Linked DNA regions of Homo sapiens: all the other regions are linked to region 3. The links are chromatin loops, found by intact Hi-C in ENCODE. Cell type or tissue: PC-9. All regions are shown on one strand. Links, peaks and the distances in the headings refer to the core of each region. The heading gives the core; the rest is flanking DNA.

What was found. Peaks named below come from ENCODE experiments on the same cell type or tissue, not always from the same donor. Only the 100,000 strongest peaks of a DNase experiment are listed, where the experiment ranks them.
Region 1: it touches region 3 in a loop (12-fold over the local background); 2 of 110 quality-filtered maps call a loop at or near these places.
Region 2: it touches region 3 in a loop (19-fold over the local background); 10 of 110 quality-filtered maps call a loop at or near these places.

What each region holds. Positions count from the first base shown.
Region 1 is chr15:70,194,903-70,199,043 of GRCh38, forward strand. No RefSeq gene overlaps it. Among named protein-coding and RNA genes, the nearest start is that of TLE3, 99 kb to the left of the region's middle. RefSeq lists enhancers at 1,242-2,025, 1,822-2,101, 2,172-2,231. In PC-9, for the core only: no CTCF peak of the experiment used is centred there; DNase peaks (open chromatin) are centred at 1,059, 1,919 and 3,069; H3K4me3 peaks cover 617 bases; H3K27ac peaks cover 2,500 bases.
Region 2 is chr15:70,506,740-70,510,880 of GRCh38, forward strand. No RefSeq gene overlaps it. Among named protein-coding and RNA genes, the nearest start is that of LINC02205, 2.9 kb to the left of the region's middle. In PC-9, for the core only: CTCF peaks have their summits at 2,318 (motif pointing right) and 2,525; DNase peaks (open chromatin) are centred at 1,342, 2,132, 2,612 and 3,232; H3K27ac peaks cover 2,500 bases.
Region 3 is chr15:69,478,566-69,482,706 of GRCh38, forward strand. No RefSeq gene overlaps it. Among named protein-coding and RNA genes, the nearest start is that of LINC02896, 18 kb to the left of the region's middle. In PC-9, for the core only: no CTCF peak of the experiment used is centred there; a DNase peak (open chromatin) is centred at 2,536; H3K27ac peaks cover 1,521 bases.

The DNA.
Region 1 (4,141 bases), core at 843-3,342, 720 kb after region 3:
TCTCTCTCAGTGACTGACACATACTTGGTACTCCATAAAAGTTTCTGTAGTTGTCTTAACTTATGGAATGACTGCCAGCAAAGTATTTCTTGTTTCCAACCCAGGCTCCTCACTTGCCCTGCTTCCCTGAGAGCTGCTGGGAGGACCAGCAGCAGTGGCCAGCACTTGCAGTGCCTGGCAGCATTTGCAAGGTCCCTCATGGGTCCTTTCCCACAGGGTCCCAGGATGATGAGCGTGAAATGAGACCAATAAAAGATTGCACAAATCTTGTTGGACTCACACATAGGATGGAAAGCAATATCCATGTCTGAAACATGTTGGAGCAGGCCTTCCACCAAGCCCTTTAGAAAAAGGGTTGTATGTGTTGTGTAGAGCAAACCTGGCTGACAGGCATTAGCATGCCCATTTTACAGATGGTGAAACGGGATCTGAGAATTTACGAGCCTTGCTCAAGCTTCCACAGCTATGCCAATGCCGCCAGCCCGCCATCCCTGGGGTTGGAGCCAGGGCATGTGGGGTGATGTTTTTCTTGGTCGTGAGCAGATGGGCTAGTGCCCTACCTGCACAGTCTCACCGTAGCTCACCCTCCCATACATCCTGTTAAAGGTCCAGCCAAGATCCACTTCCCTCCCTCGTTTTCTTGCCTGGGTTTTGCCTAGTTCCTTCTCTTCATGCACCACAGGACGCACTCTGAGCAGGCGGGGAGGCCCGTGAGCCTGGCAAACAAGCTATTTGCTCTGGGAGGTGGGCTGCTTCTGAGGACAGCACAGGGTTTCTGGGACAGTGCTGAGGAAGTCACCCACAGCCTGGCTCCCTGGCTGAGTGGACGGTTGAGGTGGCCAGAGGAACTTAGAAGTGGCCCTCCAGTCTCAGGGGGAAAGGCTGGAGGGCTGGAAAGAAAGCAAACTCTGTGATTGAGCTGTGGGAAGCCTGGCCTGAGCCCCAGGGCCTTGCTGATGGCAGGCTGACTGCTGGGGCACCCCCAGACAGGCCAACGGAGCCAAGCCGACAGCCGGGAGAGAGGCCTGCTCTCCCACACACGTGGGAATGAGGGCTGCTGAGTCACTGCCCAGCTGGACGCAGCTCCCACTGAAGGCTGGAAGGAAGGCAGGAGAGTATTCCCAGCCAGGCTGGTGGCCTCAGGACACCCTGAAGTTAGCTGAGCCCTCTAAATGGGCCATGGTAGCCCGGGCTGCCCCTCGCCCTGCTGAACTGATGCATATTTGCCTCTTGCCGGCTTCTGGGGAGCTCCAACCAGGCAAACAGCCCTTCAGACAGGACATTGGATTAGAGGTCAGATCCCTGAACTTTGGAAAAAAACAATCCCAGGGCAAGTCACTTCATCTCCCATGTCCTCACCTTTCCTCTCAGTTACATGGTGAGGCCAACAGGGAATACGGGAAAGGTCTTCACAGGTTGCCCTGCATATAATAGGATTCAGGCAGGCTAATGGCTCTGCTCCAAGCCTTCCCCTGAGGAAGGGACAGCAGCCCGGCCCCCTCCTCCCCTGGCCTGCCACTGTTCCCCCCTTAGCCAGTGTCATCCCTGCCGTGTGCCCTTCAGAGCAACCAGGCCCCTCCCAGGGAGAGTTCCTGGGGAGGAGCTGGGGTCACCTCCCGACCCGGGCCTGGCCTGGAATCCACCTTTCACCTCGGGCAGTGGGCAGAGGAGGGCACTGGCCCTGCAGGCGGAGGCTTCTCTCCCCTCCAGCACCAGCAGCACCCGCTGGGAGGCCCAGGTGTTGTGCAACTTGAGAAGCAGCTAAGCCAGTGGACCACTCTGCCAGGACAAGAATCAACAGGAAACCTCCCCGCGCATCTCGTTCACATTCCAGGGGCACCGAGTCCAGCCCAGAGACACCGTAACAAGACACCACTCTGGCTGGCGTTGCCTGTGACACAAACCAATCTTTTATCTGCCATCTAAGCCTCCCAATTTGCATGCCAGTGACGTACCTTCCACCGCAGGGTGCTTTCCAAACCTTCTAGTGAGGCTGTGCCTCCTGAGCTCTGAGCAAACAGGGAGTAAGCGATCCTTTAGACACAGGAAGGCTTTGCTAATGATCGTCAGGCATGAGCCCTTCAAGGAAGGGACCCGTCTGTAGGCCCCAGCAGAGGACCTGACACCAGTGGGTGCCTAGGGAGCACTTAGTGGCAGTTCACTGAGCAAGCCACATCTCTGGGGATTAAAGAAAAGAAGGTGAAGCAGAATCTGGTTAAATGGGCCCATGTGTGCTTGGAGGAATCCCCCCCACCTCTCTCTCTCTATCACATATGCACGGGCCCTCCCCCTCCACACACGCATCACTGAGTTATTTCTCATGATTGGAGCATGATGCTGTGGCAATACGGAATTCAAGCCTTTTATCTCTCAGGCCCAGGATGGGAAAAGGACTCACTCAAAGTCACCCAGCAGATTAGTGACAGCACTTTTGATGTTTATTATTTTGTATTTTCCCATGTCCTGCCATTTCATCGCACAATTGTCCTCCTTCTCCATCCCACTCCCAGCCAAGTCCCTGCATCTGCTGCACTCGCCACTAGTTCCCAGTACTGTGTTTGAAATGCTTAGGGAAAGGGGATTGCTGGCAGAGGGAAGAGCACGTGCAAGCTCCCTGAGGCAGCAGGGAGCAAATGAGGTGAGCACCCCACTCCCGCCAGTGAGCAGGACTCAGAGAAGTGGGGGTCAGTGGGGGTAGGTGGGAGTCGGAATAAGATCCGACTTCATAAAGTTTGTTTCTGGATGTGGAGCTAGCAGCCCATGGGGCCAACTTGCTGCCTTCAGGCAGGTGAGTCTCCCTGCTTGTGACTAAGGAAGCTTCTGTAGTCCTGAGGCACGGAGGATCTGGGCATGAGCCTGCTGGGATGTGGGAAAGGGGCGTGTGAGAGAACCCACATCTCCTGCTTCCTAGGTCAGAGCACCAAGGAAGGCTTCCTGGAAGGGGCAGACTTTGTGTGGGGCCCAGAGGAGAGCTGTGTGAGCACCCTGGACAAGCTCTACGGATCTGGGTCAGGAGTGATGCAGGAGGTCACACCACAGGCGTCTTCCTGGACTGAGCACAGCTGCCCCCAGGTGTGCCTCAGGCACTGGGCCCAGCCTGACGTGTCTCAACAGGGTGGGGTTGGCCAGAGGCTGGCATGGGTGTGTGTTAGGGGAAACCAGCGGAGGAAAGGTGAGCCAGGGCTCCCTGACGTGACCTGAGAGATAACCCTGAGGTCAACCTGTAAGGGCCCCGGGGAGGAAAGGTGAAGGGAGCCTGGCGCCCTTGCTGGTTGTGAAATGATGACATCTGCTGTGGGTCTGGAACAAACACATAGTTTGCCACAGACCCTGATCCTTGGGGACCCTGCGGTCAGTGCAATTGGAGTTCAATACACACACGCACACACACACACACACATGCACGCATTGCGTACCTACTGTGGCCAGGCATTGTTAGAAGTGGTGGAGCCTCTAGGAACTCAAGAGTACAGAGAAGACCCATGCACTGCTCAGAGAACACAGGCAATAGAGTTTTGCTCGAGGAGTATTATTTTTAAAGTGCTACTGAAGCTCTCAGGAGGGAGAAAGGAATTCTGGTTGGAAAAGGCCAGGAGCAGCTCTGGTTAGATGCAAATGAGACATGAGTTGGGGCTGAACCATCAGGGTGGGGAGGAGGTGGGGTGGGGCAGGCATTTCTGGCAGTGGGAACAGGTTAGGCTCAGAGCATGGCGGAACAGGGAGGGGTCTTGTGTGCATGGAGCTGGAAACTGCGGTGAGGAGTGTGGGAGGTGAGGCTGTGCAGCTGAGAGGGAGGGTACCAGAGCTTTCTATTTTCCCGACATCCTCTGTTTTAGGCCAAGCCATCACACTTTTGGGATCCATAGCCTCAAGACTTCCACATCTGGGGAGGATATTCAGGGGTGGGCTGGATCCAGACTGTCATTCTCAAACCCAGGCGTGCATCCAAAACCCCAAGGGGTCCATTGAAACAGAGTCTCCCCCATATTCCCCCAGGGATTATGATTCAGTTGGTTGGGTGTAGGGCCTGTGAGTTTGCATTTCAAACTAGTTCCCAGGTGATGCCGATGCAGCTGATTGGTCTGTGGACCACACTTTTAGTAGCACCGGTCTAGTTTGCTCCCATGGGATCCCCTGGGCA
Region 2 (4,141 bases), core at 843-3,342, 1.0 Mb after region 3:
AACATTGGCCTTTTGAGATAACTTTTCAGTTTTTTGCATGTCTGGCAACCTGATGGCCCCAGCTGGACCTGCCAACCACTTCTGTGGCCCCCACCCAGGAACCGCCTCAGCATAAGAGGACAGCTTTGACTCCTTATGATTTCATCCCCAAGCCAACCAATCAGCACTCCTGACTCACTGTCCTCCTACCCACTAAATTATTCTTAAAAACACCGATCCCTGAATTCTCAGGGAGACTGATTTAAGTAATAATAAAACTCCAGTCTCCCGTACAGCCGGCTCTACATGAATTGAACTCTTTCTCTATTGCAACTCCCCTATCTTGATAAATTGGCTCTGTCTAGACAGCAGGCAAGATGAACCTGATGGGCAGTTACAAATCATGCAAAGATGATATGAAGCAAATTACAGGGGAATGACCACAAAACAATCACCATCTCTCCCTGCCTGGTAAGGGTCCTACAACCCTGACAGAGGCGGTATAGAGCGGCAAATCAGGGGGAAGGGATAGCCTCTCACCACACCCAAATGTCCTCCAGCACCATCCTCCTTGGTCTGTTGCCCAGCAGTGCTCTGGGCCAGATACCTGTGCTCGGCACTGAGGGGCACCCAGTGTGACTCAAGCAGAGTCTCTCCCCCAGAAGGGGTTACTGGAGCCACATGTCCAACCACCAGGTCAGGTGAGAACTGAAGCTCAGAACCTCCATGCCAGGATGGGTCTCCATCTGTCCATTATCCACTACTGTTGTGTAGACTGTGCAAAGATGAGTATCAGGCTGGGCGCCGTAGCTCATGCCTGCAATCCCAACACTTTGGGAGGCCAAGGTGGGTGAATCACTTGAGCCCAGGAGTTCAAGACCAGCCTGGGCAACAAGGAGAAACCCCACCTCTACAAAAAATACAGGCACACACAAAAAATTAGCAGGGTGTGGTGGCACGCACCTGTAGTCCCAGCAACTCAGGAGGCTGAGGTGGGAGGGTCTACTGAGCCTAGGAGGTTGAGGTTGCAGTGAGCTGTGATTGTGCCACTGCACTCCAGCCTAGGTGTCAAGATGAGACCCTGTCTCAAAAAAAAAAAAAAAAAAAAAAAGAAGAAAAGAAAAGAAAAGGAAAAGATGAGTAACAGCTCTCCAAGGCAGGGCTCACCCAGGGCCTCACAGATAACCACTCATGTTGAACAAACCTTGCCTCACCAGGCTCTTAAAAGTGAATTTCAACAGAGGGACAAGTGAATGGAATGAATAAATAAATATTTACCATGTAGTATGAGTCAGGCACAGCAAATAGGGTGTCTTGTTTACTCACAGTGGCCTTAGGAGGAAGGTATTAGCATCTCCAATGGACTATTGAGGAACTAAGACTCAAAAAGATTAAGTGCCTCACCACGTCACACAGCTAGAAATTGATATGACCTCCACATTCATGGAGAAGTGAGGGGAAGTGGAGGGAGCTAAGGTTAATGTGGGTGATGTCAGAGGTACTGGTGACTTGCAACTGCCCTCCCCCTCATCTGGCCCCTCCCACTTCCAGCATGCACTCTCTCACCCACCTCATGCCCCAGCACTCACACACAATTCATGCTGTAGAGCACAGTTGGGCAAGGCAAGTGGCAGCTTTGAGCTCCCTCTGGAAGGGGCAGGGGAGGGGGAAATCATGCCCTTAGAGGCCCCTCCCCAACCCCTCCCTCCCCACCCCCAATCTGCTGCAGCATCTGCCTCCCCAGTGTCAGCATCAAAGATTCATCAAAGCTGAAGCCCAGCAAAGTGTGTGCTTCACATCTCTAAATGTGCTTCTTCCCAATGAAAAATTCAGTGGAAAATGCAGGGAGTTAAAGAGGGGAGAAAAAAACAGATTTGAGAAGGAAACAGGGAAGGAAGAAGAGAAAAGAGAGCTGCCTCTGCACTGTGGTTCCACTGAATCCACCCACACTTACTGAGCATCTGCCTTATTTAGGGCACTGTACCAGGCACAGAGGTGCGACCGCCAAATACAGCCTCATAGGCTGCGCACTGCACAACTTTGGGGGAACCATTCCCAGAGATGCATTCTGGCTCCTGTCCAAATGGCGTGGGAGTCAGGAGGCCTGGGTGTCTGAGTCTGCTCCGCCACTCATTAGTCATCTAACATTCTTGAGTCTCAGATTTCTCACATCCAAGCCAGAGGTTCCAATACCCACCCCTCTCTTCTTCCAGTGCCCTGAGGAACATGTGCACAGGTTGTAAACTGTTGTGATAAAAAGAAAGTAGATAACTCATCCTACAGAGAAGCCCAAACAATGGGTTCAGGAAAAGAAGAGGAAGGGACCATTTCCAGTGGGGACAGTAGAGGGGGCTGCTTCCTGGAAGAGATCTTTGATCCCAGTTGTAAAGGATAAGGAGGAGTTCAGCAGACAAGCCACTGTGACAAATGAGCAGCTACTGCAGGTCCAGGCAGAGTGACAATGTGGGCAAACACCCAGATAGAGGAATGAACAACTTGGGCAGTGAAAGGGACTGTCTGGTTTGGCCCAGGAGGAGCTGGTGTAGGAAGTCCAACAGAAGGATGGACTTAGCTGATAATAAGATGAAAAAAGATTTTATCACTACAAGGAAGGCCTTGAGTGGCCTGCAGGTGTGGCAAGGAATCAGGAGATTGCTCGCCTCCACCTCTCATTGGTTTTGTCACTTTAGATGAGTCACAGCTTCCCTCAAACCTCAGTTTCCTCATCCATAAAATGAGGACATCAGACCAAGTGATCTGCAAGTTCCTCTTTTGGCTCATTTGGTCTGTACTTCTAGTTCTAAGAAGTTGTTCCGTTGGCCATGGGGGTATCCCAAGAAGCTCAGGTTGACAAGACTTACCCAGGGCTTCCTCATAGGGCACCCCCAACCCTACATCCTCATTTCAAATCAGTCTCTTGTTGCTGTGCTTTGGACAGAGGATCCTCCAAGTACATGTGAGTGAGCCTTCCTGGACGTGAGGCTTTACCTTCCTCTACAGTGGAGACTCAGCACAGCTCCCACCCCACCCGGCAGACAAGCCAGGAGCACCCACACCTAGAGCAGCCCTGAGTAAGCAAGCAGCACTCACAGCGCTGGTGTCACTAGCTTAGGCCCAGGAACGTCCAGGGTGAGCAGTTGTACCCCACAGGCTGCACACTATGCCCTGCACACCAGCATCCCCAGCCAGGTGTGACCTGAAGATAAGTCTCCACATCCTAGCCAGTCACATGCCTCTCAGACAGAACCAGAGTGACACTGTGAAATAACAGGTCCCTGAGCAACCTACACATGGGCAGGGCTGGGGAGCTTCCAGCTTCTGTGACTAAACCTTCCCTCTCCTCCCCTGTGGGAAGTGTGGTGCCTCCCCAGCCCAGCTCTGGGAGCAGCACAGAGGAGCGGTCTCTGGCTTGGGCCTTGGGGTTAGTTGTGTGAGCTGAGAGTCTCAACTCCACTCCTTGCTAGCTAGATAATCTTGACCTTGAACAAGTTCCTTATCCCTCCTAAGCCTCAGTTTGCTCTTACCTGTAAAATAGGAATAATAACATCCCTCTTGTAGGGTTAATGTGAAGATACAATGTGATCCTGCTTTTAAGGCACCCTACCCAGTGTCCTGCTCAGTGACCTGCTCATAATGAGAGTCCAAAAGATGGTAGAATTTGCTGGTAGAAAAAAATCAAGGAGGACCCTTCCTTAACTCGTTCTATGAAGCTGGCACCATCCTGATACCAAAATCTGGCAACGGCACAGTAAAAAAAGAAAACTATAGGCCAATATCCTTGAAGAACATAGATGCAAAAATCTTCAACAAAATACTAGCAAACCAAATCCAACAGCACACAAAAAAGTCAATTCACCACCATCAAGTAGACTTTATTCCTGGAATGCAAGGTTGGTTTAACATACACAAGTCAATAAATGTTATTCGCCCCTCATAAACAAACTTAAAAGCAAAAATCATATGATCATGTCAATAGATGCAGAAAAAGCTTTCAATAAAATCCAACATCTCTTTATGATTAAAAAAAAACCCTCAACAAACTAGGCATCAAAAGAACATACTTCAGAAGACTAAGAACCATCTACAACAAACCCACAGCCAATATCAAACAGAATGGGCAAAAGCTGGAAGCATTCCCCTTAAGAACAGGAATAAGACAAGG
Region 3 (4,141 bases), core at 1,091-3,590:
AGAGCTAGAGGGACCTCCCGAAATCAGGATCAGTATGGTCATTGCAAGCACTGGCTTTGGAGTTTGTGGATTTGTAATTGAAAATCCGCTCAGCACTTTCTAGTTACGTGACCCCGGGCAGGTACTTAACCTCTTGGAGCCTCAGTGGCCTCATTGAACAAAAATTAACACCTGTTTCATGGGGCTCTCAGGAGGATCAAGGCAATGATGCGTGTAAATTTCTTAGCATAGTGTCTGGCATCTATGAGCACTCAATGAAGGGCAGCCAGTGTTGCTATTAAGGGTCATGTGATTTGCAGGGTAGTCCCAAAGAGGCGAGGCCCCTGCCCTTCAGTGTCTAGAGCCCCTGTGCTGCTGTGGACACCTGCTTTGGTTCTTCAGTGGGGCTCACTTTCTGGGACACTGGAGTATCTGAGTCTCTTTCTGCCAAGGAAACTGCCCACGCCCTGACAGACTTGCTTGTCTCCAGATGCCTAAGAATCCCATTTGGGCCAACAGGTTTGCTGGAGGTCAGTGGGGAGGAGGAGGGCAGTGTGGTCCCTGCTCTGCTATGAATTTGCTGAGGCCTGTGTTGCCTGGAATAAGTCCCTTGCCCTCTCTGGGCCTCGATTTCTTCACTTAGATCCAGAGGAGCTGCAAGAGATAAGTGTTGGGATCCCTCTCAGTCCAGCTTCAGCATCCTGCGAGTGCGTCCCCATCCAGGAAACATATGTGCATTTTAACGGGGCCCTTTGCTGGCTAAATGTGAAAGTGTGGTTTGAGGTAAAGAACAGATAGGCTTCTAGCTAAGGCCCATGGACAAGACAGCTTTTGGACAACTTTTCTCAGTAAAGAGGTGGCATGGGCCTTCCACACTGTCCAACATGCCTTTCCTCTGTCCCTCCTGGATTACATTGTCCCCAGGATCAGGGTCCCTATCCTCTCTCCACACCACTCAGCACAGTCTGCTGTAAGGAAGGGTCTGAGAGAGTAGTTTTCCCTAAGGCATGAATGACTATTAGGGATGGAGCTACCCATTCTGAGGAGATTTGAACTTGGGCAGGCATAGTTTTTTATCCAGAGAAATTAGACTCTATTTATGAAATCCCAGCAAGAGACTTTGAAACTGGAAGGATGTTGCCTCCATTCAAGTCACAGCAGCCTCATTGCCTGGCTTTGCTCGGGCAGGTGTGGCTGCCAGGGCAACTGGTTCAAAAACCTGTGGCACACAGAACGAAGAAGAATGAAGACACTGGACGTCATCAGAATCACAAACTTTTGTGCTTCAAAGGATACCATCAAGAAAGTGAAAGATTATCCCACAGAATAGAAGAGAATATTTGCAAGTTGTGTATCTGACAATAAACTTGTATCCAGAATATGTGAATAACTCTTACAACTCAACAACAAAAAGACAAATGCCCAATTTAAAAATGGGCAATGGACTTGAAAAGACATTTCTCCAAAGAAGATATACAAATAGCCAACAAGCACATGAAAAGAGCTTGGTGTCATTAATCATTAGGGAAATGCAAATCAAAACCACAATGAGATACCACTTCATACTCACTAGGATGGCAATTATTAGAAAGATGGATAACCATAGGTGTTGACGAGGATGTGGGGAAATTGGAGCCCTCATGCGTAGTGGGTGGTACTGCAGCCACTTTGGAAAAACAGTTTGGCAGTTACTCAAAGAGTTAAACAGAGTTACCATATGACCCAGCAATTCACTCCTAGGTGTATACTCCAGAGAATCAAAAATAGATCTACACAAAACCTCCTATGTGAATATTCATAGCAGCATTACTCAAAATAGCTAACAAGAGGAAATACCATCCATCAAATGATGAATTGATAAATTAGTATATATCCATACAATGATTTGAATAAGTGAATTCAGCCATTAAAAAGGAATGATGTACTTATACAGGCTACAACATAGATGAACCTTGGAAATATTATGCTAAGTGAAAAACCCAGAGACACAAAAGGCCACATACTGTATGATTCCATTTATGTGATGTCCAGAATAGACAGATCCATAGAGACGGAAGTAGATTAGTGGTTGCTGGGGCTTGAAGGAGAGGGGGATGGGGCATGACAACTAACAGGTACAGGGTTTGTTTTTAGGGCAATGAAGATGTTCTAGAATTAGATAGTGGTGATGGTTGTACAACTTTATGAATGTGAATGTACTAAAAACCACTGAATTGTACACTTTAAAGAGCAAATTTTTATGATATTAGAATGCCATTGCACTTTTTTTTTTTTTTTTTCAAAAGCTCACAGAAGCTGGGTGTGGTGGCTCTCGCCTGTAATCTCAACACTTTGGGAGGCCGAGGTGGGAGGATTGCTTGAGTTCAGGAATTCAAGACCAGCCTGGGTAACATAGCAAGACCTTGTCTCTGCTAAAAATTAAAAAAAATATCTGGGTGTGGTGGTGTGTGCCAGCTACTCAGAAGACTGAGGTGAGAGGATTGTTTGAGCCTGGGAGGTTGAGGCTGCAGTGAGTCATGCCCCTGCACTCCAGCCTGGGTGACAGAGTGAGACCTTGTCTCAAACTGCACCCATGTCTTACAAAAGAAAAAACTAACAAAGCTCATGGAAAGAATGGGGAAGTTCTTGAAACCTTCAATAAATGATAAATGCCCCATTCCCGCACCCAACCCACAGCTACCCTAGTGTATGTGGTGACTCTTCTTTAGGGCAAATTTTCCATGCAGATGGGAACGCCCCGGGAGGCCCTTTAAAAATGTGTGTGTAGGGTATTTCTGGTGGTCACAATGTTAAGAAGCCACTGCTGGCATGATTGGGTGGCCTGTGAGAAACCAAGGGTACAAGACACTCTACAATGCGTGGGTCATCTCACAATAGGGGACTGTCTTGCATTCCACGTGACTTTCGAATGTCTCTCAGGACACTGATGTAGATTAGATGATTATCTAATCTGAAAACTCAACTTTGCTTTACATAATAAACATCAAGCATATTTGCAAGGCTTTAAAGTATACCAAATTTTCCAAGAATATAGCTGCCCTGTCAGTTGGGAAGACTGCATGACATCTCCTGTTTAATGTCAGTAATCTATCCCCCACAATGAGATGTTCTGTGTGAAAATGCTTCTGGGAACATATTTCCTTTCCTTTCATCTCTTTTTGTTTATAGTCTTTCCATTATTCTTAAAGGGAAAAAAGTTATATTGTTACTGGTTAACCCAGCCCCTTAACCAATTTCCTAAATTCTAACTAAAATACAGTAAAATGCTTATATTTGTAACCAACAGTCATACTAGGTTGTAAGATGCTTAAAGCTTTGCTTCTTGGTCACCACATAATTAATATAGACATTAACAAGCAGTTGCTCTGTAAACAGGAACCTGGCCTCTCTTAGTACCAGCAACAGCCAAGCGGCACCACCCACTTCATTGTCACCGTCATGTTTTTCTTTCCTTCTTTCTTTCTTTCTTTCCTTTTCTTTCTTTCTTTCTTTCTTTCCTTTCTTTCTTTCTTTCTCTCTCTTTCTTTCTTTCCTTTTTTTTTTTTTTTTTTTTTTTTTTGAGATGGAGTCTTGCTCTGTCACCCAGGCTGGAGTGCAGTGGCTCAGTCTCAGCTCACTGCAACCTCTGCCTCCTGGGTTCAAGTGATTCTCATGCCTTAGCCTCCTGAGTAGCTGGGATCACAGGTGTGTGTCACCATGCCCAGCTTATTTTTGTATTTTTAGTAGAGACAGAATTTTGCCATTTTGGCCAGGCTGGTCCCAAACTCCTGGCCCAAAGTGATCTGCCCACCTTGACCTCCCAAAGTGCTAGAATTACAAGCACAAGCCACCACGCCTAGCCACCACTTTCATGTTTTTCAAAACATAACTTCTTTCAGACAGTCTACTAATTGTATTTAGAATGCACCTTAATTCTCTTCCTGTACATTATTCCTTTAAAAAAAGTTATATTGAATTTTGGAGACATATACACACATTTTTCCCCATGTAAATACCGGCCAACAAGCCCTGGAGTGAAGATACATATGTTCTGTTAAGGAGTGGTTGTGCAGGGAGAATGTTACCTGGGGTGGAGTTCTGAGGGTAGACCTGAGCTTTGTTTCTCCGAGCACAGGAGGTAGTATGATTTTCTAGTCCTGTTGCAGCTTGAAGGACTTTGGAG